Linked DNA regions of Mus musculus: region 2 is linked to region 1. A link is a loop called in an ENCODE intact Hi-C map of the cell type or tissue named here. Cell type or tissue: heart. All regions are shown on one strand. Each heading gives the region's core, and the rest is flanking DNA. Links, peaks and the distances in the headings are about the cores only.

Evidence for each region. A loop is a pair of places that touch in the nucleus more often than their neighbours do. Peaks named below come from ENCODE experiments on the same cell type or tissue, not always from the same donor. Only the 100,000 strongest peaks of a DNase experiment are listed, where the experiment ranks them.
Region 2: it touches region 1 in a loop (3.0-fold over the local background); 6 of 42 quality-filtered maps call a loop at or near these places.

What each region holds. Positions count from the first base shown.
Region 1 is chr5:35,030,289-35,045,683 of GRCm38, reverse strand. Rgs12 (regulator of G-protein signaling 12) reads right to left here. Exons shown (of 17, transcript NM_173402.2): 16 at 15,063-15,216; 17 at 12,089-13,813. The coding sequence ends at 13,233. Hgfac (hepatocyte growth factor activator) reads right to left here and starts at 4,175. Exons shown (of 14, transcript NM_019447.3): 1 at 3,974-4,175; 2 at 3,220-3,394; 3 at 3,022-3,118; 4 at 2,750-2,829; 5 at 2,002-2,124; 6 at 1,729-1,860; 7 at 1,426-1,536; 8 at 1,153-1,327; 9 at 835-920; 10 at 178-433. The coding sequence starts at 4,087. In heart, for the core only: no CTCF peak of the experiment used is centred there; DNase peaks (open chromatin) are centred at 9,693 and 10,636; H3K27ac peaks cover 613 bases.
Region 2 is chr5:34,924,792-34,940,186 of GRCm38, reverse strand. It overlaps a transcript of Msantd1 not described here. Among named protein-coding and RNA genes, the nearest start is that of Msantd1, 17 kb to the right of the region's middle. In heart, for the core only: a CTCF peak has its summit at 6,533 (motif pointing left); no DNase peak of the experiment used is centred there; H3K27ac peaks cover 530 bases.

The DNA of each region.
Region 1 (15,395 bases), core at 8,354-10,853:
TAGGCCACAGTGGGACCAAAAGGTGTGTTAGGGGAACAGAAAAAATGGTCAACATACTTCCGTCTGGATGGAAGTATGCTGATGCCGGAGAGGAGTGTGAGTCGCAGGTAGGGGCCCATGGGATAGAATGAGGGTAGGGATATGACATGTGGGTGGCCCCTGAGGAGGTGTGTTCACCTGTTGGCGAAGCAGTGGGCTGCAGACACTACCCAGCAGGTATGGACAAGGCTCCCGGCACAGAAGCTATTCCCAATGTAGATGGCAGCCAGCCAGGGGTGTGAGCCAGGCAAAGATGATGAGCCCCCGATGATGCGTGGTCTCAAGAACGTCCTCTTCTTGTGCCTCTTGCCACAGGTAGGACGCACAGCCGGGGCTGACTCGGGCAGGGCTGCTAGGATCTCCGGGGTTTGGGAGTGGACTCTGGCCAGGGATTCTGGGAGTGGAGGTCATCGGTTCATACCCCTGGATTCCCCTGGAGACAGGGAAGAGCCAGAGGGGTCCTACCTGGACCCATAGCCTACTTCCTCAGGCCTGAGGCTCTGAGCAGCCTGAGGACCTGGGAGCCTTTGTTCCCTACTCTACAGATGAGGACAGGTATAATGCAGACTGCAGGCCTTGGCAAGGCCAGATCACCTGCTACAGAGTAAGCCCTGTCTCTCAATGAGACCCACTTCACATCCCAAATGGCTGGATATTCCCAGCATGAGAGCCTTGGGGTCCAGCCCTCAGAGCTGACCACCCTAGCAGGGCACCACTGAGTCCCCTCCACTGACCTGTCTGAGAGTCCTCAGGGAGCACCACCCCTCTGCCCCCAACCTATCAGGGTGCCCGCACCACAGGCTGTCAGGCGGCAATACTCCCACGACAGTGCGTTGTCCTTCACCACATAGCACCAAGGCCTCTCATCCTTGTCTGGGTTCCTGGAAGCAGACAAGGGAGTCACACCATCACTCTCCCTAGAGGACCATCCTAACACCCAGAGCTATGTGCTCTCTCTGCAGACCACGGTGGGCACACATGAACCCACCATCCCAAGAGGCAGAGGCTAACAGCCATCTAGGCACTGTTGTCCCCTGCAGAGTCTGGGAAGACCCTCTGTCCAATCCTTTGCTTATGCAGAAAGAGTATGTATAGCAGCCATTAGGTGCTGACCGGCAGTAAGCGTGAGGGCCCAGGCCAAGCAGGACAGCAGCAGCCACTGAGTCCACGTGCAGCTCCTGGTAGAGCAGGTCAGAATTCCAGGCCAGGCAGCTCAGGCCCGAGGCAGCGGTGCTGGCCACGCCTCGGTACTCTGTACCATTTCCCAGGAAGCAGTGCTCTGTGGGAACTGCAGGCACAGTGGTTGCCATGAGGCCAGGCCACAGCAAGGACCCCTGAGACCATTTCCCAGGGCTGTCCCATAAAACTGGAAAGAAAGTGACTCACCAATGTTACAGAACCGCCCAGCATAGCCCAACGGGCAGGTGCAGACGCTGGTCCCTGTGCCCACAATCAGGTGGCAGGTGCCTCCGTTCAGACATGGGCTGCTCAGACAAGCTAGGGGAGAGTCCGGAAGCCAAACCTGGTCTCCAGGAACTCACGGAGGGGACAGAGCTGAGATCTTTTCCCGTGCCACTGTTGTTGGGTAACCTTATCTTTACGTGAGGATGGAGCATCTGCCTAAAGGACTTGGCTCACTACCCCCATGCACCATGGAACCTGACCTCCCTGAAGTTGGCCATGACATACCTGTGTGGTGGGTGTCTTCACACCGGGCCTGGCCCTCCATACAGCCACATTGCTCCACATGTCCCTCGCTCACACGGGCCCAGTGGTCGCCCACCTCAAAATACTCATAGCGTGTTTCATCAAAGCATTTCTCTGTGAGTCACACAGTGTTCCCACAGTGCCCGTGCAGGTCCCCTCCCCCAGGTAGGCACTACCCACCCCAGGCTGGACTCAGCAGCTGCTCTCCCAGCCTCCTAGAATGGCCCCACTCCTGGGTCCCCGAGGTCCTCTCACCTGTGCCACAGTCCTTGCCTGTGAAGGCCAGCGGGCAAGAGCAGTGGTAGGACCCATGGTCATGTGTACTGGAACATGTGCCCCCATTGAGGCAGGGCCCAGAGGCACAAGGGTCAAGGATAGCTGGGTACACACAGGAGGGGATATGATGGCTATGACAAGAGTCTTTGGAGCCCCTCCATACCCTCTTGCCTGCCAAGGCTCTCTGTGAACGCTATCTATCTTCTCTGGGTTGTTGAGTGAGCAAGTTCCCACCTCCCAGTGACCCCCCCTCACCAGGACTGGAGAAGGTATCCCATGGTTCTGCACTCTGCTCTACACATCTCTCTATACATGCTCTGCCAGGCAACGGGGATCCCTCTCATGGCACACCCACAGGTTTCATGGCTTGCTCTTTTGGACTCAGGGCCTGTTCAAGGGACTATGTATGGCTACATGGATAGATCTCACCACAAGAGGGAGCCCTGGTATCACCAATGATCAGCAAAGCCATCCAGGGTCTAGGAAGGCTAGGTCCTGTCTGGGAGAAGCACCCTCTGCTGCCCTCTGGGCTGGCAGCAATTTTGCCCCTAGATATCTCTGAACTCAAGAAGATCAAACTCAGAGACACCCCCCCCCCAAACTCCATGCAGAATCCTTGCCCAGGTCACTAGTATCCTCACCCTGCACACTGACCCCTATACTCCTAACCCAAGCACCCTGTCAAAGCCTTTCCTGGGGGCTCAGGCTGGCCCTTTCACATATCTACCTGGACCTTCCACAGGCAGGGTCACCTCTGCACAGTAGCCCCAGGCCCGGTCTCGGTCATAGTTGTGTGTTGTAGCGCACCTGGAGGGTCGAGTCAGAGGATAAAACTGAGTCCCTGCCCAGAGCCCCACCCATCTCTGCCTGGGCACCCTGGAGCCCCTGTTCACTAAATGTACCTGCTGGGCATCAAGACCTACTAGCTTCAGGGTTCATGAGGGTCCACAGTGGGAACCTGTGTAGGTTCCTCAGCCGCTACCCCACTCTGGGACTCACCACTTCCTGTAGGCACTTCCCTCAGAGGTACAGGAGTGCAGCATGCGGCCACCGTAGCGGAAAGGGAACCTGCACGGCTGCCCAGACTCGGTGAGCACTGTGGAGGGGTGTCAGGGATCAGGCATCCCACTGGGTACTCCACCCCTACCCAGGCCCCACACCTCTTTAGCTGCCTTCCTGTTACAGTGTCTCACCTACCTTGGCCCCCAGGGGGGCTGCTGCTGGAGGGAGGAGGGTACCTCTCACTTTGGGGTCCCTCAGTCTCTGCTGCTGGAGCACTTTCTGTTGAGGTGCTGACATTCCCAGAGATCACAGGGATCGTGGGGGTCACGGGGGTGGCTGTAACGTTAGGTCCTGGGGGCTCTGTGTGGTTCTAGGAGCCCAAGGGGCCACAAAGGTGTCAGTGTGGAATAGTCCTTCACACTTGGACTCCACCAGTCGGATACACCAGAGACCTGAGACTCCTTAGGGCAGGTCCAAGAGGCAGTGGGTGTCCCCAAGACCTCCTCTGGCCTTTCCTTCTGAATCTGAGTGATCCAATGTGCTAACTTAAGAGTCACAGGGCCCCAGGTCACCCTGGTCCTTGAGATTCAGTCCTGGGGGGCAGTCCTGGGGTGGACAGGAACAGCTGAAGCACTCTGAGGTCTCCTACACCCCATCTCAAACACTGGAATGCAGCAGAAGCCCCAGGACCCCCCCCCCCCACTCACTCACGGGGCCTGGGCCACACAGTGGCAACAAGAGGATCCTAACAAGTTCAGGCCCAAGCACTACAGACCAGCCTAGCCCAGCACCCCATATCTCAGTGCAAAATGACAACTTCCACTCCACTATGCCACCACACTGGGTCCCTAGCTCACTCTGGGGCCCTCTTTCTGACCTCTCTCTTCCCAGGAACCGAGTGTGCATAGAGAACCCTTGGCCACATGCAAGGGAGAGGGGCAGTGCTCACCCTGCCAGCCTGGGGCTGGGCCCCCCGAGGCACCACCAGCAGCAGCAGGAGCAGCAGGAAGGGACATGGCCTGGGTAAGGGACAGAGGCTAGAGATCCAGGCCTGTCGCCCCATGGCTCCTCCTGAGCTGGCGTGAGGTGTAGCAGGAACAGAGTAGCCAGGGAACGTGGCCAGGGCAGGTGGGGTCAAGGCTACATGATAATGATTAACCCTGCCACCCACTGCATCCTGTTAGGCTCCTCCACAGCCATAGCTCCACCCTGCTGCCACAGCTCTGCCTGCTCTGCTGGGGCAGCTGTTGTTCTCTGGCAAAGGCTACAACTGCTCCTCGGCCCAACACAACCTTCAAGTCTCAGCCTCTTCCAGGAAGTCTTCCAGTGTGACTTGGGCAGGTCAGAGCCAGGCCTCCCAGGCACAGGTGCTGGCCATATTGCTGGCCACTCCTGTCTATGAGCCCTTTACAGGACCTGCTGCATGCAGGAACCTGGGGGTTCCAGTTCTTCCCAGCCAGCTACTGACTCATGGTGGGGGTGATACAGTCCCCAATCCACAGATGTCAACACAGGGTGGAGGGTACCCCCTCTACCCATTGCCACATAACAACTCAAGAGAGGTAAGGGTTGCTCCCTGGACCAAGTGCTGTGACCAGTGCCTGAGAACAGTAACTCTCTTTGCTGGTTTGTCTACTTGTCCTAAGCCTGGGGTACTCAGGACCCCCAGAATTCTATCCTTACCAGACAGCCTGGGTACCAGCAGCCCCCCAGTAAGCTTTCCCAGTCTGGTTACCTGTGGGCATAGCCTGCATGCCTTCAGTTGGGCAGGCTATACACAGAGCTTCCCTGTGGCTCCAGGCAGGCACTGGGGGCCCTAGGCAAACTGGAGTGGCCACCTCATACCCATAGCTCTAGCTGTCTTCTTGGGATCTCTCCAATTCCTGAGGGAGGGGGACAGGGCCAGTGGCAGGAAGGCTCCACTGGGCACAGTGGGTACAGTGGGCAGGAATGAGATCACAGTGACCCCCACCATAAATCTCAACCAAGCCCCGCCCTCACCAATGGCCAAACAGCACCCAAGCTTGCCAAAGTAGGTGCTAGAAGCATGGTGGGGCATGATGGGTACCAAAGGCATGGTGGTTCATGGCCAAGTGCGGGTATACAGTGGTGTCTGAGCATTGTGGTACTGAGGAAACAGTGGTGCTGGCGCACAGTGGGTACCAGGCAGATGCTATGAGTGCTAGGACATTGCGGGTGTTGGGAAATGTTGCTGCTGGGATGTGCATGATGAGGTGCCTCAGAGAAGACGCTCTCTGAGAAACCTTTCAGCCAGTCCATCTTCAATTCCAGGGAGAGATGTAAGATTAGCAGCTTGGCAGTTGGGCCATCAGTGTTGGGGCCTCTGCTCAGGCATCCTGGGCTTGTGACAGTGTGTCTTACAGGCTCAGCCCAGCACCACCCTGTGGTCCTTCCCCTCCTGCTTCTCACTGATGTCCTGCCATATCAGGACTTCTCATTCTATAGCCAGATTCACTCTGGTCTCAGCCTCAGACACACTGGCTCTTGCCTCCCTATAGAACTTATCTACAGTCAGGTTTTAGTTCAGATGTCCCCTCTCTAGAAGCCCCCTGGGTCACCTGAGTGAGACTAGGGAGAGGGGCAGGGCCAGTGGCAGGAAGGCTCCACTGGGCACAGTGGGTACAGTGGGCAGGGATGAGACCACAGTGACCTCACCATAAATCTCAACCAAGCCCCACCCTCACCAATGGCCAACCTCAGAGAAGACAGAAGACACAGATGTCCAAAAACCCCAGGTCATCTGCAAGGGACAATATGAATGGACAATGTTGGGGTGTGGCTGGCCTCAGTATCCAAGATGGTCATAGAGCCCATACATCTGAGGATGGGAGGCGATCCCATCCTTTAGCTCCCAAGCACCAAGCTATCTCTGTGCAGCCACCCTTGTCCAGGAACCATTTCCTCTCTGGAAGTCTTTCTTCCTAGGGCCATCTGCAGGGGTAAGGGCTCCAAGAGGATGGCATGTGACATCGGCACTCAGCACAATGCAGTACATGGCAGGTCTTCAGAAGCATTTTATTGGGCAAAGTCTGAACACCAAGGCGGGCTGCTATAGAGGTGTCTAACCCAGCCCCTGGGATGAAGTTGTCCCCTCACTTCCTAGTTTGGCTCCTGGCTTCCTATTGGGGCCGAGGTGGCTCTTGGCTCTTCCCAGGCTCCTGCCGTCTCAGAGTCATGAGCTCCTCAAACATCCATATAAGCATGGGAGTCAGTACATGGAGCAGTAGGAATTGCAGGTCCAGCATAGCTTCAAACAAAGGTGGCATGGTGTGTGCTGGTCTTGGGCTTTGTGGGCTCACCTGGGATGGTGCTCAGGCCAGGACCATTTGGTAAGGAGGGTCCATTGGCTTTTACCCTCCTTGGACCCAGCTGTACCCCGAGAATGCTGCCTCCCCACCCAGGAGACACACCCGAAACGAGGTCCACATCGATGATCCTGTTGACCGGGAGGCCTCCGCTGACTCGGGCCCCGCCCCCTGTCATGGGGAGAAGAGAAGCTGTCACCTGCTTGCCTCAGCCCTGGGTTGCCGAAACCCACCCCAGCATCCCTGCACAGACACCAAATCCACTCCAGACAAGGTGATCTCCAGCCATAGGCCATGGACCTGGATAGGAAGGCTGGGGAGGTCAGAGGGCCAACCGTCCACCCATTCGGGCCAGCCATCATGCCTAGCAGGGGCTTCCACAGACAATTCTCCTCTAACTGGTTACCTCATGATGAGTGGCTCTGACAGCTGGCAGTGCCACAGTCTAGCTGGGAGGTTCATGAATCTCAGGCTTTTGTGATGTGATGAATAAGGGACCCAGGGCTCTGAGGATGGGAGAGCCCTAGGCAGCCCTCAGACACACTGTAGGGAAGTCACTGGATTTCCCTGCACCTGTACACGGGTACCCTAGCTTCATCTGTCAGACTGCTCAGGGGTCTCACACAATAGGGGGGCTTCTCACCAGATGTTGGGCCTTGCAGCCTCCTCTGCCCACCTACCACATGGACACTACTGTGTCCATGTTGTTCCCTTTGGGTCGGGCATCCTCCCCAAGTCCTTTGTGGCTAGCCCTCCTCATCTTCCTGGGTGATAGCTAGACTTCTCTCTGGCAGGCTTGCAGTGAGGATACTGGACTCCAGGCTAGGGCTGATAGCAGGGAGGGATGGGTCCATCCAGTGTGGCACTGGTGTGGCCAGGAGGGCTCAGGATAACCCAAAGGGGTAGATGCACCCTATAACAGACACGGCTTACCACTAACAGTGAACATTTTGCTCCCTTTGCAGTGCCAAGTCCTCTAACAGATACAAGGATTGGGGGTCTGTTATGGCCCAGTTTTTTTTGTGGACCCCAAGACTCCTTGTATCCCACCTTACCCTTGGTGCAAGCTTCCAGAAGTAGCTTCCACCTCATGTAGCGAGTTCAGGCTTGAACACAGAGGTATAATGTCTCTGCTGAGAGTCCCCAGCTCATCATGTGACAAGTCCCAGGGCACAGGAAGAGGCTCATCCACCTCAGATGCTATCAGTATCAGGGTGCCCAGTGTAGTTAAGACTGGAACTCTCTCCCAGCCTGCTAGTGCCTGCTGGGATCCACAACCTATCCTGCTTGTCATCAAACCTCAATGACTCCAAATGCATGGCATCAAGACGGTTATGTGTTAAAGAGACAGGGATCCGACTCCAACACTGGACACTACTGGGGCATTTATGTAGAATGCCAGCAGGTCCTCAAAGAAGCAGCGACTCCCCACAGGTACAGGAGACCAGCAGTCCCCTCCAGCCCGGGATGCTCACTCAGGAAGAGGCTCCAACCTCAAGCAACCCTTTGTGCCCAGAAGGGAACAGGACAGATTTGGGGGGGGATCAAGGAAATGCACCTCACAAGGAGTGGCCCCCTTATACTTCCTGCCTGCTCAGCCTAGACTTGCTCTGAGAATGTGGCAAGTCTCAGCCAGTGACTCAGACACCAACCATTCAGGACCAGCCTGCCCTCCAAGGCTCCACAGAACTCTCTAGGCTGGGAGTAATGAGTGACCCCACTGGTTTTCAGGAGCCACTGGGCAGGGCCAGTCTGGGTCAGCACAGCCCACACCACACCTCTGGGCACAAGTTCCCTCAGGCTCTCATTACTCTCAGGCACCCAGGCAAGGCCATGCCAGCATCTCATTTCCTGCCCTCTGGGCCACTTCTTCACAATGGCCTTTGGCTAACCTGTCCTATTGGGACACTCAGTTCCCCTGCAGGGTCTTTGCCAGAGCCCCAAAGGCTAGGGACTACCTAAGCTACTCTCTGGGAGCCTGAAGCTTTCCAGTCGGCACTGGTGGCATTTGCCATTCCCAAGCCTCTCATTTACTTGTGGACATTCTCTGCCCAGCTGCTGCTGCCTGCTCTGGCCATGCCTACCTCCATGCCCATCCTTAAGGGTCCATGGCACACAGCAGAGTAAGGGTGAGCCCCTAAGGTAAGCCCATTCTCAGGGTCCAGCCCTAGTCGCCTGTCCCTCTTCCCCTTCTATCTCCACAGGGCAGGGATACTGCCCTGAGCTATGTCCCTATTCTCTTAGGACTGTGTGCACCATCTTAGGACCTCCTGCCAAGGCCCCCAAGTGCTCCTAGAAAGAAAGAGACACAAGACCCAGGCACAGGTGAACCATGAACACAGGAAAACCTAGAAAGAAAGAACAGAGAAGACTGGGGCTAGGGCCCCGTCCTGGCCATTCCTCGTGTTTCTGCCCACAGGGGCCTGCTAATCCCTGGCTCCTCACAGGAGAGAATTAGCCTTGCTTCTGGCTCATGACCCCCGGTCTAGCTCAGGGTCTAGCTGGGCTAGATTACAGTGGCTTTCTCTACAAACACATCCTGGGCTTTGGGGTCATGCTCGTCTATGGCTGGGGTGGTACAAGGTACAGTAGTGGACAGAAGTGGGGGAGTCCAGAGGATGGCGTCTAGCAAGGCTAGCATGTTGGGGTAGCGACATTCAAGAAATCAGCAAGGTAAGGGAAGGCCAGTGCTGGATGGGGTGGGGTGGAGCAGATCAGGAGGAGAAGGGGGCAGAAGTGAGCCCAGCTGGAAGGTGAGGCCATTGTAACTCAGGCCTGGAGTAGCACAGCAGGTACTGGGGTGGTACAAGGTACAGTAGTGGACAGAAGTGGGGGAGTCCAGAGGATGGCGTCTAGCAAGGCTAGCATGTTGGGGTAGCGACATTCAAGAAATCAGCAAGGTAAGGGAAGGCCAGTGCTGGATGGGGTGGGGTGGAGCAGATCAGGAGGAGAAGGGGGCAGAAGTGAGCCCAGCTGGAAGGTGAGGCCATTGTAACTCAGGCCTGGAGTAGCACAGCAGGTACAGGATCTTGGGGCAGCAACAGGAACCTGAGATCTACTTGATACTAACCACTGGACAAGGCCAGGAACCAGACGTGCTATGGAGTGGCCCCTGGCAGATGTCTTCCTTGGTAACTTAGCAAACTTGAGAGTGTCAGGCCCAGGGGTGATGTGTTCTGGGCGTGTCTATGCCTCCTGAGGGCTGGGCTTCCAGGAAACGTGTTCCTTAAAGACATGAGAGATGCTCTGGGAACTTGGGGAATAGAACTGGATGGAACTTGCCAAAGAGGAAATGCCTCCTACGAACAGTCTGGATAGAACCTGAGTCCAGCAAGGCTTTGCACCCTCACTCCAAGCTCAGGAAGTGTGACATCATGCAGGACTGGGGAAGCAAGCTCCAGGCTGGGGTGGGCAGATAAGCCTTACAGACAGGCTCTGACCACAGGGCAGCAGTCACGACATCTTTTCCTCCAGGGTGATGAACTGTCACAAGACTCTGTCCCAAGCCTCAGCTACTTCTGGATGGGTAGGCAAGAAGGTGAAGAGCTGCAGTGGGGAACTGAGCTGGTAGCCCCTAGACAGCCACCATGGCACGACAAGACCCTGGATGGCTGTGTGGAGGCCCTTCCATAAGGGATCATGGCTCAGCCTTTTGGTAGCCCTGAAGCTGGTATTTCTTGGGAGCCCCCTTCAGGAACCAGGCCTTCCAGAGCTGGGACAGTTTACTGATCTGTCCTTAGCCAAGACCCTGAGCCTGGCTTCCAGTGGCTGTGCTGTCAAGTGACCAGAGGGCGAGGATGAGGCAAGGCAGAGGTAGGGACCATAGGAGAGCAGGTGGGACAGTGGCACCAACTCTAGCCACCGTAAAGAAAAAGGAAGCTGAAGACCCCAGTCCCTGGGGGGAACCAGACCAGCCTTCCTAAGCACCACACTACTGCTGTTTATGTGCACTCCAGGTGCTGAGTGCTGGGTTGGGGGTGGGGCTCTCGCCATGGTCAGAGTAGGAGACTGCTCTGTGGTTTGCACCTCAGACCCCACCACCACAAGCTCACTTCTGCAAAGCTTCTTTCCTTCCTTAAAACAAAGTGTCTTCAGGAGAGAACTCCACAGCATCTCAGGATGGGAAGCGAGAGATGTACAGCACGGGACCGAGGCTGCTGGCCCACACTGTCACCCTAGCCAGAGGCCCTCTTCAAGCCCCCAGCAAGTTGGCATGCTGGCAAATAGTACTAGAACAGTGGACAGGAATGACTGTCAAAACAACTAACTCACAGCTGTGGTCGACAATTTCCAGGTTTGTTTGCAGGAACTTCCTGCTTGGCCCCCAGGTCCCAGCACCCCCTGTAATGTCCTTGTAAAAGAAAAAAAGAGCATTCTGCCAAGAGGGCCGAGTAGGAAGTTCTCCCAGGCTGGAGACATCATCTGCTTTTCCCTATCATGAAGGAACTTGGGTATTTTGGAATTTCCTCTATTAAGACACAAATATACATGAGATATTTGCATAGAGGCAAGTATCACATACAAACATACATACCCATCCAAGTGTCTAGAAGTCAGTAAACTACATTTTGATGCCTTTCCCGCTGGATCATGGTGCTGAGGTGGCCAACATAGCCCTAAAAACTCTCTCATGGAATTAGTGGAGTAGCTGGAAGGATGTGGGGTCTTTGAACGCTGGCAGCTCTAAGTGGCAGTCAGTTGCCCCCCCCCCTGCTTAGTGTCCAGAAAGGACTCTAACATGGGTACATGAGGGTGCTCCTATAGGCAGCCTGACTCAACAAGGCACTTTCCCACACAGAGAAGCCCTGTGATTGTTGGTACAGAGATACAGACTGGGGTATTTGGAAAGCAAGCTGAATAGTGAAGCCATGCTGGGACCACTGCCCCTAGGAATGGGACAAGTCATTTGCACCTAGAGTCCTCCAGTGAGGCTAGAGATGGGCTGGTAAGAGCCATGACCAATGTGCTACAGCCAACATCCCCCCACTTCCAGTCCCTCTCCTACTGTCACCTCTTCTAGGACAAAGCCCACAGACAATATCCCTGTCTCCTTGGACACCAGAGTCACTTTCTTGATGTCTAGTACAGCCCCTGCTCCACCATTAACACATCCAGGACATACATACCAGCAAAGGCCATACGGCTAGGCACCATACTGGGTGCCACTGTCCATGTGCCCAGTGGGTAAAACTACATAGCCTGGGTCTCCACAGCAGTGACTAACACTCCAGATATGGCACCAATATCTGAGCTGCCAGACAGTGAGAGAGAAGGAGGCTCCACGCCCTCCCCGAGAGGGGAACGGGGCTCAAGGAACCAACCCCAGGACCTCTGTTCTACTCACCTCTTCTGTGGGAGAAGTGCCCAGGCAAGGGTAGGAGGCAGCTGTGGGGAGAAAGATCTGCCAGAAGGCAGAGATGGCAGGGACACGTCTAGTCCCACTTTTAAACCTGTTCCCTTGGAGTTCTTGCCACAAAGCTGTGCATGGCAGGCATGTGAGGGGACTCTGTAAAATGAATGGTCTCCTGAAAGCCAGAATGCCTGGGGCTGAACAGAGGGCCCAGGGTGTAAGCTGCTGCTCTTTCAGAGAACTGGGGTTTGGTTCCAGTACCCAGATGGCAGCTCCCAGCCATTTCTAACTCCAGTTCCAGAGGATATGACACCCTCCTCTGGGCTCTGAGAGCACCACACATGTATGTAGAACACATACAACTATATAGGCAAGACACACACACAAATTTTAAATAATCATTTTTAAAAAGGTTGTTTAAGGTAGATCTACATAATTTCTTTAAAATGGTTAAGATGTAGAAACATGCCTGTACTTCAATCCTAAAGAGAAAACCCACCCTCAAGTGAAGAAGAAAGGAGTTTCCAGCCAGTCCAGTGGTGAGCTCTAGAGTTTATTTCTCTTGGAAGAACAGAGTCAGAACACAGAACTGTAAACAGGCAGCTACAAAGGAGCAGAAAGGAGGGTGTGGCCTGACAGAGGTGCCCAGGCATGCACACAGCGCCACTTCATGGCACCTTGTGCTTCCCCATCGGGTGTATGCCCACTGGGTGGGGCTGTGGAGTCCAGCCCATGGTGTGTGAGAGCACATGAAACATGCATGAGGCCTGAAAAGACCAGGCCCAGGAAGCTGGACCCAGATGGGCGGCCACATTGCCTGCTGCATCACAGCCAAGGCGTCAGACAGGAACAATAAGCAACATGCACTGGAAGGCCCATCACTGTCACTGTGAGGACACTGAACACAGCCGGAGCCCTGTCACCTGTGTGGGATCATGAATGTTTTGGGTGGGACTAGAGTAGCATCCCTAACACTCGGTCACACTGTCCCCATTCACACCCACGGGACTTCATGCTTCCACTAAGAGAAATGCCTGGACGCGCGTGAGGCCAGCCAGTGAGCACTACCGAGTGTGGAGGGCAGTCAGCGAGTCCTGGCTGGACAGAGAGGCTGACGCTGAGAACCTGATCCATGTCAGCACGGGACCCTTGCTGACTGGCTCAAAACAAATACTACTTTTTTCCATCTTGAGGCTAAAACGCTAAAGTGGCAGCAAGCAGGTTTTAAAGGTAAGATCCACACTCAGAGACCTGAGCCTTCACAAGGGGTCACTGGGCGTGGCTCACCATTCCCATGGCACATTCACAGGACCAGCTCAACGTGGAATATCTGTCTGAGCCTCAGTGACCCTCCCTGGGAGACTGAGCCTTGGCTGCCACCTGCTTTCCTTTCAGAAAAGGCAAAGGAGGCCCCACAAATATAAGAGAAGGAGGCCATTCCTCAGGCCATTTCAATCCACAGAATCTGTAGAGCAGGGGCGGCCTGCCTCAGTGTTCCCTTTATTAATCATGGACAGGTCAAAGGTGTAGAGTCAGAACCTGGAGGTACCTGGTCTTGGAGGTCCTGGTGTGTCTTGGGGTGTGGGGGGTGGTGGTAGCAGCGTGCTGTTGGGGCTGCTGATGTCCCCCTCCCCCATCAGGGTCAGATCAGCCACCTGCTCATCCTCCACAGTCTGGATGCCCCCAGCCTCCATTTCTGGTGATAGCCTCCTCCAGGCCTGTGTAGTGCCCTCTTGCACCATGGAGACACAGGAGGGCTTTGTAGGCTTCTCTCCAGGTTGGGTGGTCCCAGGAGGCCCAGGGGTGCTGTGGGCGGAGCCGGGGCTGTGGGCGGAGCCTGGACTGTAGGCTGAGCAGGGGCTCTGGGCTGAGGCAGGGCTGGTAGCTGGGCTGTCGCTGTAGCTCTCCTCTGTCTGAGCTGCTCCCTCCTGGCCATGGCCTGTAACAGCTCTCTTGCTATAGCCCTTGACTGGGGGTGGGCTGGACAGGGCAAGTTCTGAGGAACCAGCAGGTAAGCGAAGAAACTCGGGCAGCACCAGGTCTTCCTTCCTTAGCAGCCCACGCTGGTCATCGGCTCTGTTGCTCTGAGCTTTGGAAATGAGCTCAAAAAACTCTATTGGAGGAAAACCCACAATGACCATATTTGAGAGACTCGCAGATGCATGCATGCCTCCACTGACCACTCTCTCTTGCTAGGGGCGTCTGCTGCCTTGAGCTGCTACTAGCAGCCAACAAGGGTATGAGGCCAACAGTACTACTTTACCCAGAGAACTGAGGCCAATGTCTGGCTACCAATCCCCCTGAAAATCACAGTCAGGCCTGGGCCTGACAACACCCCTCTACTTAGTAGGTGACAAGCTTGCTAGCACTCAGTAGGATGCTTCTAGAACTCTGGTTTATATTTTGTTCATACATGTAGCTCTATGTCCCTGAGCTCAGATGACTCTGAGGTATAAGTGATGGTTGGATAGGGATGACAGAGCTAGGGCCCAGCTGCACTCTAGACCCTCCAGCGGATGGCTCACTGTGGAAGGTGGAGACAAAGTCTTAGCTGGGTGGCACACAGGGGCCTGAGATCCACATAGCTCCCAGGCTCATTGCCTCTGCACAGAAAGTAGTGCTTTGGGGCTAAGGGGAAGGAGGCATGAAGTGGGTTCCCTGACCTACCCGAAGCACCCCAGCCCATGAGCCAGAATGGGCACTGAGGGCTTGGCACCTGCCTGGCTTCCTCATGCCTGCTCTAGAGCCTTTTCGTGCCTCCAGGCTCTGTTTAATGTGGCTCAGTTTTATCATTCACACTTCAGGGATCTGAAGTTTCTCAACTATCCCAATGGCTATCTGTGATCCATAAGGAGTCCAACATCTTCAACCTTAGTGGTTCTTAGAAATGCATACACTTTACACAATTTACAGCCTCCATCTGCTTAGTGATCAGAAAGCCCAAGGGAGACACATCCCACCCTTACAGCCTCCGAGTCCCAAGGACTGCTTATAGAAATCCTGGGTCAGGACAGATCAGGCCTTCCTCCAGCCTCTGTGCTCCACATAGGTCAGCAAATCCACAGCCTTCTCAGGCCAAGGACTCTGCCCTCCTCCCTCACACCTGGCTCCTGCCCCCACCCAAGCTGGGCCCTAGCTCATGTCAGGGTCTGGGGTATGGGAGAAGGGAACTGGCTGAAAGCACAGCTAAGGCTGCTGGTATCCAGTGGGTCTTGTGGCTTTCAGCTCATAATGGGGGTTTTGGTGACGTTATGCCAACAGCATTGGTGCAACAAGGACCAGGCTATGACAGGGCAGAGCAGGTTTAAGGACTGTACTGTGCATTTACTGGAAAACACGGAAGTTTTAAAAAGTACACATACCCTCTGCTTCGTCCAAATTAATTTTCTGATATTTTTTTTTCCCAATCTTTGCAATAGATTCTTCTCTCTTTGAAAGGCGGGGATCCCTAGCACTTTTTCCATTTTCTCCTCTTATTTTAATAGAGTTAGACTTGCCTAGTGTTCTCTCCTCTCCCTGCATCAGAAGGAAAGTCAAGTTCTACTGCATGTCAGCACACGGTAACATATCACTCATCAGTATGGTGAAGGCCCTGGGGGCCCAGACAGCAACAGTGAGTCTAGACGCACTTGGAAAATTAATCCCAATAATGTTTAACATAACAACATTTATGGCTCACCCACCCACTCAGGACA
Region 2 (15,395 bases), core at 4,976-7,475, 100 kb after region 1:
ATAGAAGACCAGGATTTAGTTCCCAGCACCCACATCAGGTGGCTTACAACTGCCTTTGAATTCAGTTTCAAAACATCTCTCTTCTGGGCTCCATAGGCTCCGATATATGCATGCTATACACAAACTCACATGTACATAAATAAGAAAAAATAAACATATCGTTTTAATTTATTTATTTTTTTAAGTCTGAAAGGAAAACAAGTTGGAACCAAATACTGTTCACCACCAGAAGCACGGTTCAAGACAGCTCAAAGAAATTGACACATTACACCTAAATAAAGAAGACTGCTAACAACAGTGCCCAAGCAGAATGGACAAGCTTACCCCCAAAATAACTTTAACTGTTCAGAGACATACATGTCTATCCTTGCCTTATGAAAACTCAGAAAGTCAGAAATTACTTTCTGGGAAGGATAAATGCATGTGTCCTAAGTTCTTCCCCACATGTCTTCTCCACATCTCAATTTAAACGATACTAAATTTAAAGCCTCCCAAACCAGGATGAAGCCTATCCCCCAGGGACATATTCCCACTCCCTCCTAATGGTACTGTCCTTAGAGCCTTCCAAGACAAGATCCAACTAATAAGGGAAGATGCTCCAAGCAACAGTAAGGACATTCAATGCAACCTCAAGCTCAGTGCAGGAGCTACCCATCAGTGGACTATATGAGCTTGGTGTATGGATGTCATATCTGGGGATAAGGGGAGACCCCAAGAACATTCTGTATTACCTTGGTTACTAAACCTAGAGATTCCTAGGGATGACATGAAGATACATGTAGTAGAAATTAAAGATTTAAGACAGCCTAGAGGTTAAAACTGGATGTGGGGGGGGGGGGATGAATGTAGGACTGGAGTTGTTCTGCTTGCACAGGGAAGGCTGGAAACCCAAGAGGTTCTGATCCTGCTTGTATGGACTCAGATGCCTTATAAACAGACTGCATGACATTCCTTTTCCAGGAGGAGGTCCTCTGGAGGGATCCATTTTGTAAGTCCTTATTCTTTCTGTTCCTTGTCACCAAGGTCAACTGAAGTGGGACTAGTGCTTTGGTCCAGACAACTCTCCCCTTCCTAGTGTGTATCCCCCACACTCTAGAGTCAACCTTAATCATCTCATCAAACTACAGACCTTTTGACTCCAGTGAGGTCCCTTGATATGCACATTTACATACATTGATTTTACTGGAGTGGTGAGAGCAGTCCCTGTAGGGTTTAAAGCTAGGAAGCAGATGGCAGTAGGACTTAAATCCATGCTATCCAGAAGGTCTGAGCATCCGGTTTTCCCAGGTCTGGCATGGCCCTGCCAACATTCCTGAGAACCCCTAAGTCTGACAAACTAGATGATTGACCTCTCTCTATTCTGTGGGCCTCATGAGTGACCAGGACTCCAGGAGGGACAGGGACAGCATCTTTTACATCTGAGCTCTCCATATTCACAGATGTCTCCTTTTGATAGCAGACCTCATTAGCTCCTGAAGTGAAGCCAGGGAGGTTTGACTGTGACAAGCAAAGCCCAACCATATTGGGCTAGCTGTGTTTTTAGGACTCCCTTTACAGTGAAGCTGGGGGTTGATGGGAGATAGACAAAGAAAGCCATGCCCTGTGCAGTCCCCAGAGACAAGAAAACCCAGAAGCCTATTCCCTCCCATACCCCAGGACAGGGTCCGGAGCCTTCCCAAAGAAACCAATGGTCCCTGCACAGGGACACAGCCCTGGCCAAGCTGACTGTTTGGAAAAGGTTGTGTATAGAGGGTTTTGAATGAAAGAGAGATGAGCACCTACCTGCCCTACCTTCAGTCAGGGGACCAGTCTTGTGGAAAATGCACTGTGTGGGAATCATGGCTGGGGTGTCAGGCAATGTAACCCTCATCTGTGGCCCATCACCTGGCAAAGCATCCTTCCACAGGAACTCCTATAGGTACCTGAGAGCAAGTGAGAACATGTGTGCCCGTGGAGCCTAGGACCTTCGAGGGGTGAAAGAAGCAACAGAACAGCACACCATGACCACTGAAAACTCACAAGGGGATCTGAGGGCTCAAACCTTAACTTGGTCTCTTTCTGCCCCCCAACCCCCTTCTTTCCTTGATCTGTGTTCTTGGCAAGGACAGGCAAGAGACCAGGTGGGTTTAGTTTCAAGTGGGGCCTCAATCTCCTGCACTGCAGATCATCATACCCTCTTGCAGATAAGAGAGTTATTTAGCTGAGGGAGTGTACTTCATTTTCACGATGAGTCCCTCAAGCCCCTCAGCTTGTCTCTGCCCTCACGGATGCTCTACGGTGGCACCATAGCCATGATGGTTATTGGTTGCTCCACTGATGCATTTGTAGTTGACTGGGCTAAACGGAGGTGGGGCCTGGTTAGAGAAGGTAGGTTTCTGGTAGTGTGTGCCTTAGGAAGACATGCCTCCTGCCCCTACCTTCTCTCTTTTTGTCTCCTGGTTGCCATGAGGTGAGCAACCTCCTCTATCACGTTTGTCCTTTCACCACCATGTTCCACCTCAAAAGCAATGGAGCCAGTCTGTCCCAAAAAGACGACCTCCCAACCCATGAACCAAATAAGCCTTTCCTTTAAAATGACTAAGCAAAAACAAACAAACAAACAAACAAACCTTAAATCTATCTATATTCATCTAATGAACCAATGGCAAAACATTAGAACTAATGTCTTACTGTGGGGTCGGCTGGCCAGATGAGTGGATGCGGGACCCACTGGATTCAACAGCATTGGACTTTGCTTCCCCAAGTAACTTTCTCTGAATTCATTTCGGCAAACCCAGTAATTATGCTGTTAGAGTTCCACATTTCCCTCATAATCTGTGCTCCATTTTCCATTTTGAGAAGCTTTTCCCGGTTGAAGCAGATGCAGCGACACCATCAATTAAATTGTTCAAGCAAATGTTTATAGCTGGGAAAGAGACTCATTTTGTATATCATGGTCAGCCCCCATCATGAGGTTGCCAGTGACATGGTTATCACAGAAAATATTACTGCCTGTGCATGCTCTAATAGAAACCATTATAACGGCTGGGCATGGTGGCACATGCCTTTAATCCCATCACTTGGGAGGCAGAGGCAGGCAGATTTCTGATTTCGAGGCCAGCCTGGTCTACAGAGTGAGTTCCAGGACAGCCAGGGCTGCACAGAGAAACCCTGTTCCGAAAAAAAAAAAAAAAGAAACCATTATGACATATAGCACAATAGCTCACTACTGCGTGTAAGACCCACACAGTGTGCCTAACACGATGTGCCTGAAATCGTCCTTCAGATGTGCCAGTGCTGAGATTCTGTTTTGTAGCTGAATGACCCTGAACTCCTGCTTCTCCTGCTTCTGCCTCCTGGTTGATGGGATGACAGGTATGTATATATACCACCCTGCCTTGCCTTTGAGACATTAAAGATAAATCGCTTTATTTATTTATGTTTTGCCTACATGTATATCTGTGTGCCAAGTGTGTGGAGGTCCGTGGAGGCAGGAAGAGGGAAATGGAGGTAACAGATAATAGTGAACCACCATGTCAGTACTGGGAACTGAACTGGGGTCCTCTGCAAAAGCAGACAGTGCTCTTCACCACTGAGCCACCTCTCCGGTCCCTGAAATGCTCTTCTAAGAAAGGAGATCATTAATGAACTCCAGTCATTAAAAACAGCAGAGAAGCCGGGCGTGGTGGCGCACGCCTTTAATCCCAGCACTCAGGAGGCAGAGGCAGGAGGATTTCTGAGTTCGAGGCCAGCCTGGTCTACAAAGTGAGTTCCAGGACAGCCGGGGCTACACAGAGAAAACCAAGGTGGGGGGGAAACAGCAGAGAGAAGTCCGTGCATAAGCCTTGGCGATCATTTTGATGAGACTTATCTCCCTCATAAGAATGCAGACATTTCCACTCCCTTGTCTATGTCTCAAGAAGGTTTTTCCAAGAGGTAGATGCTATTCTCTCTCCAATTAAAAAGACACTTTACATTTGTCACCCTTATTCTTGTTCCTTTGTCTTTTTGAGGAAGCCTTGGCTAGTGCTATCAACAGCAATGAGCGCATTGAGTGACAGAAACGGAGGGCACTGAAACAGGACTTCGGGCTCTTCCGAAGCCAGGACTTATCTCTCAGGAGCTATGTGGCTGCATCTCCTCCCACTTGCTGTGCATCTCAACCCTGTCTAATTGCTCTTACAGCACTGGGTGGCCATTCCCTCTGTGGGTCTGGGAATGGCGAGAGAAACAGAGGACACATGTTGACTAGAGATGTCCCACCTTTTGGGCACCTGCAGAGCCTGCCTGCCAACTGCTATTGCTGACTTACTGTAACCCCAGAGCCACATCTCCACACAACAGAGTCAAACTCTGCAGGGGACCCGGCACATAAAGCTTTAAGGTGCCAGCCTAGTTTTGGCCTACACATCTTTTCCTTGACCCGAGGCCATGAAGTCAAGATCACTGCCTCCACTGACAACCTTCTTGTGACTGCTTCTATTTACTTATGAGTATTGTGACTTTATCTGCAGCACATGTGTACAGGCGCCTGAGAAAGCCAGGGGTGGTCGAGCCTCTGGAACTGGAGTTACAGGTGTTTGTGAGCTCCCTTGTAAGCCCTGGGAACTGAATCCAGGTTTCTCTGCAAGAGCAGTAAGTACTCTTAACCACTGAGCTGTCTCTACAGCCACATTTATTTGGTTTTTAATATGTAATTGAATCCTTTTGAATAAAATGATTCATTGCTTACATGGTCCAGGTCACAGCAAGAAGATGCTTAGTCAGCCACAGGCTGCACCTCTGAGACAATCACAGGTAGAAAATGACAGGACCTTACTTTCTTTCCAATGTACAGTGTGGAGCAGAACAGGGGAGAGAGAGGAACCTATTCCCCTGAAGGCCCACATAGCAACTACACAGGACTTCCTAGTGGAGAAGTAGTCTAGTGAGCAGGGCCAGGCCCTCTTTTGCCTGCTTCAGCAGACTGGGTTTCTGTCTCCACAGCAGAGTGGAGAAGCGAAGCAAAGTAGCGTGGCATGGCGCACGTCCCCATGCCAACTGGCTGAAGAAGCAACTGGTCCACACAGCCAGTGTCCTCAGCTACCCGACCCCATGTGCTGTCAAGGAGAGGCAAAGCTAATGATAGAGAAGACATTTGGAGATCGCCACAGCACCATGTGAAACACTGACGAGTCCACCAGAAAAAGGACTGCTTCTGTGGAACAGGAGGCAAAGACACCAACAGAGCCACCTAGGCCTCCTGGTTTCTCATCTCCAGCATCTGCCATGGAACGAAAAGTCAGAAAGTATGCAAAGAGGTAGCAGCCCCGGCCTGTAGCCACCAGCAGCTATGGAGAACTGGGTTCCTGAAAGGAAAGCTGGGGCTGTATGGGATGGATGGGAGAGAAGGATGAGACCAAGACAAGTTTCTGATAAAGGTCCAATGTTTACTTTTGAATCTGAACTTAAAAAGGGGGGAACCCATCCCCCACCCCCACTATGTCAGGATCTTGTTGCTTTGTCAGGATCTAGTCAGGACAAGCTCAGCCTCTCAGGAAGCAGAGGTGTAAGACCTGACTAGCCTTACGTCCAGGATGTCCCACTCACAGAAACACAGAGACAGAGATCGATGCAAAAAGCAAGAGGTTTATTGATCTGGCGTATTGGGGTCATCCTGCAATTGGGGCAGAGGCGACCCCAAAACTCCTAGGCACACACTTTTTATACAGTTTAAGGGTAGGGGTTGATAACAACATGAGTTGGTTTAAGCCATGCCAGGTAAGTGCCTTCCAAGTGTTTGGGTTACAGTGTGAATCACCACACACAGCTAGAATCTTTCTTTCTCTCTTTCTCTCTCTCTCTCTCTCTCTCTCTCTCTCTCTCTCTCTCTCTCTCTCTCTTCCTTCCTTCCTTCTTTTCTCTCTCTTCCTTCCTTTCTTTCTCTCTCTCTCTTTCTTTCCTTCCTTCCTTCTCCCTCTTTCTTTTTTAAAGAATTATTTATTTATTTTATATGAGTACACCATTGCTCTCTTCAGACACACCAGAAGAGGACATGAGATCCCATTACAGATGGTTGTGAGCCACCATGTGGTTGCTGGGAATTGAACTCAGGACCTCTGGAAGAGCAGTCGGTGCTCTTAACCGCTGAGCCATCTCTCCAGCCCGTGTGTTACTTTCAAGTGCACACAAATCATTTGCCAAGTGAGGACAGAGACCAGATCATAACATCAGTTGTACTCACTTTAAAAGGACAGAAGTCATTAGAAATCAATAATCATATCCCAAAAACAAAAAATAAAAGTAGCACACATAGGACAAAGGAGAAATCACAGAGAAATTAGAAATATATCTTAAGTAAAAGACATACTATATTAAAGTTAATTATGTACAACTAAAGTCCTTATACAGGTAATGCTATAATTTAAATTTTTTGTTGATGTGGGCCTGGAGAGATGGGTCAGTGGTTAAGAGCACTGGTAGAGGATCTGGGCTTGGTGTCCATCATCCATACTGTGGTTCACAACTGTCTCTAACTCCAGTCCTGGGGAATCCTATGCCCTCTTCTGGTCTCTACAGGTACTGCATGCATGTGATAGCCATACTTTCAGGTCAGATTCTCACATACACACAAATTTTAAAGGAATTTAATGGTTTATATGAGAAAAGATGGTTTGCAATGAATTGCATAAATTTTAAAAATCAGCTGGGTGGTGGTGACACACGCCTTTAATCCCAGCATTTGGGAGGCAGAGGCAGGCAGATTTCTGAGTTCGAGGCCAGCCTGGTCTTCAGAGTGAGTTCCAGGACAGCCAGGGCTATACAGAGAAATCCTGTCTCAAAATAAAATAAAATAAAATAAAATAAAATAAAATAAAATAAAATAAAATAAAAAAAAATAAAAATCAGTGTAGTAATTGACACATATAATTCCAGCAATCAGATGCTGAGGTAGGAGTAGGAGGATCACTAAAAGCTCTAGGCCAGCCTAGGCTACTGTGTCAAAAAAAATGAAGAAGGAAAAGGGGGAAGGAGAGGAGATCGCAGGGAAGGAACTAAGGATGAGAGCAGAGGAAGAAGACGGGAGGGGATGGGAGGAAGAGCACAGAGACCGACAGAGATCCCAGAGCCTGGGTGATGAGAGTGGAAGAGTACAAACAGTTTATGCAACCTGTGAAAACACAGCACTCGGGAGCTTACCCATGAGTGTGCTTAGCCTGGAGTACAGAGCAAGGATCTGTCAAAAGTGTGGGTTAGAGGGAGGGAGGGAGGGAGGGAGGGAGGGAGGGAGGGAGGGAGGGAGGGAGGGGAGAAAAGAGTCTTTTTACTAAGGTCTCTATGGAGTCAAAGACAACTCAGTCAAACTTTCTAAAGACAGAAATTGACAAGGTGATTTAAAAGCTATATAAACGTACAAAAGATACAAAATAGCAAACCCTGATTTTCAGGAGAGAAAGATTGAATGTTTTTGCCACCCAACCTCAAGTCTCCAGGAAGCTGGATTGACAAGGTCCAGTGCACGTGCAGTAGGGAGCATGCCCTCACTGCAGCCTAGAAACACACTCGCCTTTGTTCCAAAAAACCTTCTTAACAAAGCCAATAGAGGAAGGAAACAGTCTTAAACAAATAGTCCTAGAACAGGATAGTGCTACAGGAAAATAGCTCAATGCCAACACACGGCAGTGAATGCAAGGTAGATCCGAGACCTGAACACAATTACAGTTTCTGGGATCAGATGTGGGAAAATAGTTCCATGGCCTCAGTGAAGATTTTGAAGAACACAGGAAGCTTTCTCCATGAAAGAAAAACAAATGAGGTAATTCTGATTGTATCAAAAGTCTCTTCTGCCCAACAAGAGACTGTTTACTTCCACTTCCGGTCAGGATGGCGTCTCAGGATCCACGCTCTGGATCCATCCTACCCCTGCACTGTGATTCCTGGGGCCCAGGACAGTCCAGGCACTAAGGCATGGCTGTGGAGTGGCCTGTCCAGAGAGCAGCATCTGGGGCCAGAGACGTTGATTCAAACATTGAAGCCTGGCTCTAAGTTGTATCTTAGGGACATACACTTGGTTGTAAAGTCCTAAATGCAGGTCCATTTCCGGAGGCTCCTTTCCCCCCTTCAGGGTAGTTGTTTAGGGTTTAATCAGGCTACCCACCCCCATAGCCAACCCCAGGTTCTTCCCAGGTACTCAGCTCCTCCTTGCTTGCCTCCTGTCCAGGGCCCTGGCTCCAGCTGCTCTGCCCGGCTGAGCGCTACTATTTTTGGCTGTAACCTAAGCAGCTGCCCATTAAAATTCCATTAGTTTCGAAGGCTGGAGCTGCAGTTGATATTTCTAATTATTGTGAAATTAAAATTGTCTCTGTAATTTAATGATAATTGCACGAGATGCCAGCTGGTGCCCCAGGAAGCTGCCCTGTTCCTGAGCAGAACTTGGAAAGTCTCTTGAAAGTTCTTTGAATAAGGAAACAGGAAGGGGAGGGGGGGGGCAGCACACAGTTGGAATCTAAATTTCCGGCATCAATAGGCTGTGGGGAACCCAGGCCGCTGAGGAGGTAGCCTGGCTCCCTGAGTAGGTGGGCTGTAATGAGAGGTTGACACCAGCCTTCTCCCAGCACTGAGGACAGGATTGAATAGGGGTGGGGTGGGGTGCCTTGATATATCACAATCCAACCCTCTGGGAGTAAACATGATATTATGGGGAAGGTTCTAGAAACTTACAGAAGCTCTTTCTCAGATAGGCCTTTAATGGACGCTTTTATTTTTGTTTGTTTTGTTGTGGTAGTGGTGGGGATGTTGTTGTTTTTAATGTAGTGAGTCTCCACGGAATGTAGCCAGTTCTGGTTGATTTACTGGCCTCCCTTCCAGCCATGCCTGGAGAACTTACAACTTGAAGCCCTTTGAAGGTTTGCCATGTGCAGACATGTGTGGTCTCTGCTGAAGACCCTGCATGCCTCCCTGTCCCCAGCTGGCCATTGCCCTCCCTCCTGCTCTGCAGTGTTGGGTCTGGGAACCTAAATCCCTCTCTCAAGAGGCTCCTCATGCCTTCCCTCTCTCTGATGCCAGGCCATGGCTCCCTTCTGCTGTCCTCACAGCCATGATGCTGCCTTGATGAATGAGCATCCAGTTCTCACATCCCTAAGGCTCAGGTCAGATGCCATGGTCTGCCGGCTCCCAAGGCCCCATGCCCTGGATGCTACATGGTCAGTGATGCTCTCTCTATGTTAGCTGTCCCTTGAGGCAGGACAGGCTCCAGGTTCTGACCAAGCCTGTGTTCTCAGGCAGAGGCAGAGGCAGAGCACGGCTATCCTGTGGAGAAGAAGCCTTACCCGTCAGCCTCATTGGCAGAATGACCGTTCAGCACAAAGCCATCTCCCGTAGTGAACTTTATTGATTTGCAAGGAGGCTCTGTGCGTGGCTGTTTCTGTTCTTCTATCATTCTGTGTGTAGGTATCTGCTTGGGCAATGATAACTGTCCATCACCCTTCCCCCAAGACAGCTCTGCCGTAAGTGGAGCCTCCCCACAGGGCTCCCTATTCAATTGTTATTGTCCTTTGAGCCAACTCTGTGCTTAGTTTAGTTGAAATGGCTATTTTCAATTTTTACTTCCTGTTAAAACTGTGTTTGGTGGCAGATATGAGAACAATACTGATCCAGTTTGGATTCATTTCTCATTTACATAAGCGAAGCTAAGTTCTGTACCAGTACTATGGTGCCCTAGGGCTTTCATCCTTAAAGTTCCCTCCGAGTGCTATAAAGCCGGGAGCCAGACACCTCCACCTCACTCTTTCTGGTGAAGAAATGAGAGGACATTTGGAAATAGGGTCTGGCAAGATGGCTCAGCAGATTAAAGGCAGTTGGCCAAGCTGGGTAACCTGAGTTCAATTCCTAGAACCCACATGGTAGAGGGAGATAACTGATTCTTGCAAGTTGTCCTCTGACCTCCATGTGCTCATGCCAAGGCCACCAACACACACACACACCAGAAAAATGACAGAAAAAAAAGTACCTGCCTGTCCATTTTTAAAAAGGCTGTTTCATATATTTTGCAGCAACTTTCTCAGATATCTTGCCTGTCATCATAAACTCTGAGGGACATGTGACTGGATTTAGCTAGGAACATTGCTTCCCAAAATAAAGTAGGAAAGAATGAATATTGACAGTGTCAGAAAGTGCTGTGGGCAGGGTCTCCGGATGACAAGGAGAATCTGAGCAGACCTAGACACAAACTCTATGGAGTTAGATAAATAAACCATGGGGCCATTCTGGTCTCTGTGAGGGCAGGACACAGTCCCCACCTCTGAGCCTGGTACCAGGGCAGGACCTAGCACATCTGAAGCCCTTCAGGAAGGGTCTCCTGGGTCAATTGCAGTAACTACCAGGGGAAGTAAGTCCATGGCAGGGTCACAGGTAAGCAAGCACCCACTGGGAGAGTGTGTGTAGTAATTGCCATTATGGGAACTGGACCTTGAGCCTCTGTGGGACAAGATTAGGAGGTGAAGTACAAAAAGAACCAAGCCATTGCAGAATTGGAGCAACCCTAGGTGGCAATTTCCAGGGACAACTGGGCACCAGGCATGTCCTGTTGTGTGGAACTTCTGATGGATCCATGACTTCACAGTAAGGTACCAGGGATGGGTGCCAGTTGGGGGGGGGCACATGGGAGCTCCTGAGGCATCTGTATGCCCACAACCAAGAGCCCTCTGACCCCCTGTCTCTATGTGCGTCATAGCCTCCCCTTTGACCCTGCTTGTCCTAGAACACAAAGTAGAGATTGTGGAGCATTCCTCAACTACCATAGAACAATAATCCACCAGGAACACTCAGGCCCAGTGTCTGCTCAGATGGAGGTCCCTAGAAGAAGCCGGGCCAGGATGGGTACCACTAGAGCAGGGCTACCCAGGCTCCTCCCACCAAGTTCCCAGAAGCTTCAGTTCTTGCCTCAAAGAAGTCTATCTTACATAGCACCCTTTGTCCAACCCATGTCACCTGGATGCTTAAAGCTCTGTCATAATTGATCTTTTTTACTTTAATAACCAAATTACTTTCCAAGTCACCCTGCTCATAAGTCTCTGAGAGCCCAAGTTTCTACCTCTTTCCAAAACACCTTCTAGAATGAATGTCTCTACTACTAACATTTAAGTCTTGCTCTCCAGTAACTTCGTGTTAGGTCATGATTTCAGTGCAGCCTCATATCTTGCCCTCTATACCTGGGCCACTGCTCATCACTATCAGGGTCACTTCTGCCAAACCTGTACAATATCAACAGGGCTTCAAGCTGGGCCTCCTCCTCCGACTGCTCCTTGCAGGCTATGACAGAGCCTTGGCAACTACCCCTAGTGGGAGGCACCACCAAAGCTTCCATCTTGGTGAGACCTCTGGTGTTGATTCCACCTTCTCCACAAGCTGGGCTCTACTGGAATTGCATCTGGATTCCCTTTCTCATCCCCCCCCCCCACCTGAGGACAGCCTGTGCCTGTCTGTGCTGGACTTCTCTCGTGTGTTCCACAGTGATCCTTCATTGGCTCATTTATTCAAGGAACGTGAAAGTTGTTGTCATCTTCTTCTTCCTCTTCTCTTTTTCCTCATTCTCCTTTCTCTTCTTTCTTCTCCTCTCTCCTCTTCTTCCTCCTCCTCCTCTTTCTCCTCCTCTTCCTCCTCTCCCCCCTCCTCCTCCCCTTCCTTCTCCCCCATTTCTTTCTCTCGCCTTCTTTTCTCCTTTTAAGAAGGGTATTATTATGTAGCCATGGCTAACTTGGAACTTACTATGTAGACCATGGTAGCCTCAAACTCAGAGACTTGCTTGCCTCTGCTTCCTCAGTGTAGGGATCAAAGACCTGTGCCACCATGAGCAGCACAACTCTGTAATTTTTTGATGCTATTATAAATGTGATTTTACAGCTGGAGAGATGGCTCAGTGGTTAAGAGCACTGATTGCTCTTCCAGAGGTCCTGAGTTCAATTCCCAGCAACCACATGGTGGCTCACAACCATCTGTAATGGCATCAGATGCCCTCTTCTGCTGTTTCTGAAGAGGGTGACGGTGTACTCATATACATAATATAAATCTTTAAAAAAATTCCTTCAGGCTTTGTGTTTTACAGTCATGAGAGACTAGAGATAATCACAGAATTTCCTCTTCCAGTACATCTAAGCACAGTTGCAGTGACTTTCTTAAGGAAGCCATGCTTGGTTATGGTGTCTGGCATTTATTAATATTTTATTCAGCACCTTTCTCTTCTTCCTTCCATGTGTCATATGCATGTTCCCTTTCTTCCTCTTTCCTTCTGAGTCCTGGGATTACAGGGTGAGCCACCCGTTCTGCTTCAGCATCCGTGACGAGGCACTGGGATGACTGACAGACTGGCTAAGTCTTGACCTTGAGATGATGAAATGGCAGCGCAATGCAGGGCTTTTGTCATGTCTGTGTTGGGCTGACCAAGTAAAGGCCTGTGTGCAGCTGTGTGTGCTCTTTTAAAATACAGCTTACAAAGATTCCTTGAAAAAAAAAACTGGCAGGCCAGGGCACTGGTAGGTATATTCCTGAGACATGAAGCAGGCCTGTTCCTTAAGAGAAGCAGTGGCAACATTTGTTATTGGTAGTAAAATCCACACATTCCTGTAAGAGTCAGACTTTGGAAATACTTGTTCCCACCATGATGAGCTTTCAAACTCCCCACCTAAGGTCTTCCTTCTGAGACTGTCAGTGAGTGGGCAAAGGTGACTAGCTATCTGGCATCCCATCGATGACATGTTGTAATACTAGGAACAGTTGTATCACCATGGGTACAATATTTTCCAAAAATGTCTCCAAATGCCTACTTGGGACCCAAACACACAGAAGGATAAAGAGCCATTGAGGCCTAAGATGAGTCACAAGGAAAGTTTGAGGCTTTAGGGGAAAGTGGCTTAATGTATGAGCATTTGCCTAGCATGTAGGAGACCCTGGGTTCAATCTCCACCCCAGAAAAACAAAAATTCTATCTCCCTAACTCCTCAAGTTTGAGATGGGACAGAGTTGGAATAGCCACATTGATTTGTTCTTTTCTTTCCAGGTAACTATTCCTGTGAGGTTGGACTTCTAGACAGAATCCTGCACTTACGCTCCCAGCAGCAGAGCACACAGACGCCTGGGGAGCCCTAGCTGGTCCCTGAGCCAGAGATTTGTACAAATATAAAGCGATGCCACTTTTCTTGCTGAAACCTTGTTTTAGAAAATACATTTTTCATACATTTGGTCTTGATAGCAACATGTAATAGGTTTATTGTTTTGAAATAAATAACATTTTTATGTCTAAAATTTAATTTTTTAGTAAGGTGTTCTATAGGTATTGGCGCTGCTGCCTGGAACTCTTCAAAGTTCTCTGGGATCCTTGATCACTCTTCTGCGTCACCAGGATCCCTGAGATGATGGTCAAAACTCTACCATGCTCCAGTGATATGCTGAGCTGCTCCGCTGTGGCGCTGTGTGAGTTGTGGAGCTCCTGCTTAGAAAGGAACATCTCCTCAGATGGAGCCTTGAGGCTGTTACGGTCCCTTAGCTAGTGAGTGAGTTCTTGTCCTGAGGCTCTTCCCAGTTTCTGAGTCCCTCGGACTCCCCTGTTGCCATTATAAGTCTCCATGATCGAGCCAACTTATAGAAGGAACGGTTTATTTTGGCTTATGGCTCCAGAGGGATAAAAGACTATCACCACCACAGCACAGAAGTGTGGCAGCAGGCAGGCATGGTGGCAGGGACACCTGGGAACTCTCATCTCAAACCACAAGCAGGAAGCAGACAGAGCTCACTAGGAATCACACAAGTCTTATATTCTCAAAATCTGCCTTCAGTGACAGACCTTCTCCAGCAAGTTCACACCCCTAAGCCTTGAAAACAGCACCACCACCTGGAGACTGAGCATTCGATTGTGTGAGACTGTGGGTGACATTTCTCATCAGCACCACCACAGGCTCCTGCTGTGTGTCCCAGCTCCGCAAACAACTGAGCAAGTCTTCCCACCTTCAGCCTCATTCTTTGCTTCATATAAATTTAAATGTAATTTTTGTCGTTTCACAACAAACTCTACAGTTCCTTCAGAAACATACTGGGATCACATGAATACAATGAGCAGGCTTTCTCTGCAGGCTTTCTGGTGCACTCAGCAACCCACGCCTGCGTACTGTCTTGCATCTTTCAATGACACTGCATATCTTCTCAATGGCTCCTGTCTTTCTGGGTGAATCCACTCTGGGCAGTCTACTACTCTGGTCTCAGTTGAACAGACTCATTTCTCATTCTCAATTTTAATACTTTTAGGTTGAAGCGCTTGAGGTTTTGTGTGTTTGGTCTTCTGGCTCATCAAAAGTGCAGTCTGAAAATAAAGGTAACTGTCATGTCTTCATTCTGTCTCCTATCTTCCTTTGTTTGCTGACTGGTATCTGGTTCTAGATGTCAGAGGATCAGGTAGGAATGATGAAAGAGCTTGATGCGTTTTGTTTTCTGTGTTCATGCTTGGTTGAACCTGGTTAGATATTTCAGTGTTTACTAACAGAGTTATTTTACTCCTCGAATGACCCAGTAGCTAAAGAAGAAACTAGGAAGTCCTCAGGGACACACCAGGTGGTTAACAGCTGAGTCCCACGGAGCGCTGAGGGGGCAAATGAGCAGGCCCAGACCGCTCAGACATTGGCTGCTTCCAAACACACAGCACAAAGATGCTGACACCTGAGGACTAAAATGCAGTGTGCCTCTGCCTTGATTCTGGAACACAGGGGTCTAAACAAGAAGACATTGGCTCTATCCTGAACCTCATTCTGTCCCCTCCTGTGGAGCTTCAAGACACAGGTGGCCGGGGCTTACCTTCGGTGGCCTCTCAGACACCACTACTGTTCCTTCTGGAAGGCTGGAAATCCCCTCTTGAGGCTCAGGAACCTCATGGCAGCCCAGCCTTGGTGGCCCGCAAATGAGAACAGGCAGGTGTGTGTCAGCAGATCACTGTCCATGGTGGGGACCCCAAGCACCTAAGGCTGCAGATGAACTCCAGCAGGCAGCAGGAGGGCAGGCTCCTTGCCTTGGCTCTCAAGTACTACCAGCCCGATTCCCATCCTCCTGGAGCCATCCAACCATTTTTCAGAGAGGGCTGTGGTCACTTGTACTGGTGTCCCAAAGCCAACTATTTGATCTCTGCCAGGTTAAGGACACAGGAACATCACATGGACAGCTGGCACTTTGCATGATATACACCACAGATATCGACAGGTACTCCATCGGTACCACTAAAGGAATGTTTCCCACTGCCTGGGGTTGCCAGCAAAATGCAGAGTCCACAGGACCCGGACTCAGGAGCCCTATGTGAGGGCAGAGGACCCGAGAGCTCAGAGGACCCGAGCAAGGAAGGCCATGCCTGCTTCTCTGTTTCAGCTGCACAAACCATACAGGCCTCCCTATAGGCAGCCTGG